Linked DNA regions of Mus musculus: region 2 is linked to region 1. The links are chromatin loops, found by intact Hi-C in ENCODE. Cell type or tissue: heart. All regions are shown on one strand.

Region 1 (2,500 bases):
TATGCTTTGGAGAAGGCAGCAGGGAGCAAGGAGAAAGGAACAATTCATTCGCTTCCTGAGGGGTATAATTTGGGCGGCAGCTGTTACTGGTGAGAAAAGAGGCGTCAGCGACCTTGGCTCTGCCCTTTAACCTGGAGCCTCTGGGGGCCGGCGGGCCGGGCTAGGCCGGAGCCCGTTGCTGCCCCGCAGTCCCTCAGGCTCTCCGCATCTTTCGCGAACATTTTCGAGGTGGAGCTGATCAAAGTCTCCTTGGGGAGGTTAAAACAAAACTAAACAAAAGCCAGCCGTTTCATCCACACGTCGGAGGGCTCATTGGCTGGTCCACACTCTTCACCGAGGAACCTGAGGCCTTGCCCAGCTGGGAACATGGCCGGGACAAGAAAGAAGGACAAGAGATTAGTTAAATTCAGCAGACTTAAAAAAAACAAAAACAAAACAAAACTAAAACTAAAACCAAACCAAAACAAAAACGAGCAGGCCCAGCTCGAAGACTCTGGGTGGTTAGTTTTTCCTGGGGTCGCAATTATCCGTAAAGTCTTGTGTAACTGAACTGCGCAGCTGAAAGAGCAGAGGTGGATCTTATCTCGACCATTTTCTCCCCCACCCTCCCTCTTTTGTTGGATAACTGCCGAATGCAACTAGGCCTCTTATTTTCTTACACTCAACTGTACCTCAAGCCACCCTGCCTCCCCTTTAAGCCTGAAATTAAAGACCTGGAGTTAGGGTACACCATCAACGCGACTCCAGCCCCCCTCCCCAGTCTGTGCAAAGAGAGCCCCAGCCAGCTTTCAAGTCAGTCACTGCTGTAGAGAGAGACCAAGTCTTCCGGAGCACCATCCCGCCTGCGCAGTCTGTAGTCACAGTTTGCCCCTGAGGTGAAGTGACGTGCTCAGGTCCCCTTCAATGGAGACTCAAGCAGTCTCTGAAAGCGCAAGCTTCCTTTTCGCTCGCCGGGCAAACGTGCACCCCAGGCGCTGTGTCCTCTAGCGGCGAACTCTCGCAGCTCGTCTGTGAGCGCTCACCTACAGCTAGGGGGTCCGGTCAGGAGTCAATTGACACTCAAACCTGAGCCCTGAGCCGGGAGGAAAGACTCCCGACTGTAATGATGCTGAGAGGCTCGGGTGCAGTCGCTCGAACCGCGGCGCAGCTGATTGTCTGCTCCACGGCAGATGGTCTTTGAGCACAGATTTGCATTCATTGTCTTCAAATCTGTTTTCGCGCTGGCGTTCTAGATTTCAACAGCAGATCTACGCGCAGATCAGAATACAAAAAGAGAAGCAAGAAAATAACACCCAGCCAGGAGGATTTTTTTTTAATAGGCACCTCCAGCCGTCTAGGGTTTCAGCTATTTTGTGGAGCCTCGGCTTCCCGACCACCAACCTTCGCGACCACAGCGCTCGGCGGACAAAGTTTCCAGGACTTCTTCACAGACGCCTCGTGTCTCTAACGCAGGGTTCCCCGGCCTTCAGGGATTGGGGAGGGAGATTTTAAAAGGGGGGAGGATTCGAAACTTCATCCCGCAGTTCTCAGCCAGCCAAGCTGTCAGCAACCTCTCCTATCTGCAAAGGTGCGTACTCCCGCCCTCCCGGGGCTGTTTTCCTTAACTCCTTCACCATTTCCCTTCACAGTATATTTATTTAAACTGCACTTGAGCCTCATTCGTCCACACTCCGCTCTCTCCTTCCTTCATCTCGCCTCTCCTTCTAACACTTGTGGCCTTCGCACGAAATGATTGCTTCCCTGGAACTCTCTGAGACTTGGTAGACCGGTTCAGAAAGACGGATGCCCTGAGGGTAGTGTTTGCGAAAAGCATAAATACAGGTGGTCACAGGTCCAAACCCCGGGAATGAATCTGTAGGGTCTCCCGCAGGCGACAAAAAACCTGCATCTAGAGGCAAATCCGCGCTGGCTTCCTGCTCCCGCGATCGGAAAGAACCATCATGATCCTAACTCTCAGAGTCCTGCTACTCTGTTTTGGTGCAGGATTTGGGGACCCCCTTTCCCACTCAGGCCAAACACTCGGGACTCTGGTCGGGACTCGGTGCTTGTGGCTTGCTGTAGCCTTTCACCTCCCGGACTTCGGGCAAAGCAAAGCTTGGCTAACGCCGCGGGAGGACGTCCGCCCAGCTTGCCCAGAGCCGGCCAATCCCGGGCGTCCATGCAAATGAGGCTCCTTATCGGGCCTCGGCTCCGCCTCCCGCGGCCTGGGTTGTAGTAACCATTCATGGGGCCCGCGCGCTGCAGCAGCCCGGCTCTGCGGCGCTCTCAGCCACCGCCTCCTCCCCGCTCCGGGTCTTCCCCTTCCTCTTACAACTGATCCTGTTGGGGATTTTTTTTTTTTTTCCTATATCGGAACGGTGGGGAGGAGCAGGGAGGGGGGAACAAGGAGGAAGGGGAGAGATCAGGCAGCTATCTATCTCCTCCTGTTTTTCCCAGAACAGGTGATGCTTCCAAATTGTGGCCACTTTCTGGAGAACGTTCTGCAGCTGGAAGGATGCGG
Region 2 (2,500 bases), 380 kb after region 1:
CCAGTGCCAAACAGACCAACGTTTCCAGGCTCAAGACTACTAGCTTTCCAACGGGGCAGCTGCTAAGGCTTGCCCTCGTCTCAAATGTTATACATTATCCTGGAACTTTTTTTTTTTTTCATTTGCAATTCTCCTGACTTGAAGTCCTGATTAATAGGGGACACGGAGCCCTGTTAAGAAAAATTCAATACATTATGCTCCTGTCTAATCTACCCTACGCAGCTCTGTTGCAAAGCCACATTGCAGCGTTCACACAGCCGCACTCCTCTGGGGCTGAAGGGGCCAGGGAAGGGAGAAGCAGGGGGAAAGAGATTCCACTTCCTGGCAACTCCCCAACAGTGTCTCCAGCTCCTTCCCTCTACAAGCATGTCTGCAACATACACGTGCACACATGTACACACGAGAACATGCACATATGTGTGTGTGCACACACACATACAACAAGAAAGCACACATAGATTTTTTCCTGAAAAAAAAAGTATAATATGCAGATTTGAGAAAAACGAAATTTCCCTCACTTTCATTTCACCCCAAGTGCCTTGGATTTAAGTCTAACTTCCCCCTACCCCCAACGAGCCATGGTAGGTTTTTTTTTCTTCCTTTCCTTCTTCCCTTCCCTCTGTCATTTAATTTCATTCTGATCTTACAAGGTCTCACTGTACAGCTGTGGCTGCCCTAGAATTCAGCACATAAGCCAAGTTTGACTCACAGCCATCCTCGTGCCTCCAGCTCCCAAGTGCAGGCATTGTGGGGATAAACCTTTATGTCCAACAATAGTTTCATTGTTTCAGACTGGAGAGTGAGGAAGGCGAGGGGTTTTGGTTTGGTTTGTTTTAAGCAAAAGCAGGACAAGCGATGACATCCTGGTGATACCCAAGCCGGCTTGGAGCTGACCTACTGGGTAGCACTGGACTCCAGCCTCACCTCAGTCAGCCATGGCACCAGCTACCCCAGCTTCCACAAAATCAGATGCTAATGGATAATTCCAGAAACCTTCCAACATGTAAGCTGGAAAATCAGAAGGAACCTGAATTCCAGCTCACAGTTGCCAAGAAACTCTATATGGTGCAGGTGCAGGGCAGGTTTTTTTTTTCTTCCTCTTTTAAATTCAGACTCATTAAAATATGTATTTTGCAAGGGGATTAAATTCAAACATCTGGGAAAGGGAAGAAAAGTCTACAACTCCAAAATATTTCTTTACTTGGCTTTGGACTTCGATTGTTTCATTTCTTTTAAGTTGGGGATAAGAGGGTGCTCGCTGGTGAGATGACAGAGGGGCACAGAGAGGGCTAGAAAATGACTTGGAAGGGTCCCTGACTTCATCAGCAGCCATAATTGTGGGAAAAGAACCCGAAGATGCCAAACAACAGGAAATTACCAGAAGAATCTGTCAGCACAATCAGCTGCTATTTTCATTGTTCTTTGGCAAATTTATACGCAGTCGGGAGCACCTGGGCTGGCCAGGAGCCCAGGTTTGACTAATTGCCAGGGGAGAGGAGTCGTCATTTGTCTTCGATGGGGTTTCCTCCATTCGCTCCTCAAAACATGTGGTTTCGCTTTTCCCCTCTCTCCGCAGGAAATGGCAGGACAGTGAGACGCAAAATAAATGAGTTCACTTCCAAGAGGTTGCGTCCTAAGAGGCCACTCCAAAAATAACTGTCTTGTGAGACGTTGTTAATAACCAAGGTTCTATAGGCTGTCCACGGAAAACAGCGTTTCAAAGGCACGGTGATTCCCACCCCCACCCGCTTCCCTGGCAAAACACAGTGCACATTAAAAATAAAAGCGTGAGGGATGAGAGAAGAAATCAAGCCCAGTGTCTTCTTAAGGAGGAGAATGTCACCCCTCACAGGTTTGCAAAGCTCCTGTCCAGAGAGCAAAACAGTCTCCAAGGTCCATTCTCCAGTAAGGGAAGGCTGCAGCTGGAATAGCAAATCCCAGTCTGATCGCAGCTCTTGCTCAATGCCCCGCACTGACTCCCCAGTCGTAAACTCTACTTAAAAACTTTCGTGTGGGAAGCCCGGAGGTTCCTTGAAGGCATGCGTGAGGCCCACCCCATGCCCACCTGTCGCACTGTTGCTCGTTGCGTGGCAGAGAGTTGATGTTAGATCAGCAAGGGTTGTATGAAGAGTATAGTGGTATCTGCACTAATCGCCTGGCGAGTCGCTTACTGTCCAGAGCGGGATGTAGATAATTTGAAATATTTTAAACTTCGAGAGATGACTTTTTTTTTTTTTACAAGAACCACCTGCCAGAGTGCCTTCTTCTCTAGCTCATGCGCATGCGCGCGCGCGCGCGCGCGCGTGCACACACACACACACACACACATCCCTCCACCTCACACCCCCTCCCACCATTTAAGCCATGGCTCTAGCCAAGATACTCTACTTGAGTATCGAAGTAGCGAAGTCATGTTTTACATCCTTTCCTGAAACCAATCGAGCTTTCTAACTTAATTGCCCAGTATTTGCAACGTGCTGATTGGGACATGTCACGGTGA

Evidence for each region. Hi-C counts contacts between places; a loop is a spot of excess contacts. Peaks named below come from ENCODE experiments on the same cell type or tissue, not always from the same donor. Only the 100,000 strongest peaks of a DNase experiment are listed, where the experiment ranks them.
Region 2: a loop joins it to region 1, with 2.7 times the contacts of the local background. A loop is called at or near these places in 5 of 42 quality-filtered maps.

What each region holds. Positions count from the first base shown.
Region 1 is chr14:67,232,390-67,234,889 of GRCm38, forward strand. Ebf2 (early B cell factor 2) reads left to right here and starts at 2,255. Exons shown (of 16, transcript NM_001360202.1): 1 at 2,255-2,500. It overlaps Gm20675 (a long non-coding RNA gene), which reads right to left and starts at 806. Exons shown (of 2, transcript XR_874748.1): 1 at 714-806; 2 at 27-358. In heart, a CTCF peak has its summit at 1,002; DNase peaks (open chromatin) are centred at 962 and 2,182; H3K4me3 peaks cover 2,373 bases; H3K27me3 peaks cover 1,311 bases.
Region 2 is chr14:67,611,879-67,614,378 of GRCm38, forward strand. No RefSeq gene overlaps it. Among named protein-coding and RNA genes, the nearest start is that of Gm24981, 46 kb to the left of the region's middle. In heart, no CTCF peak of the experiment used is centred here; DNase peaks (open chromatin) are centred at 1,483 and 2,013.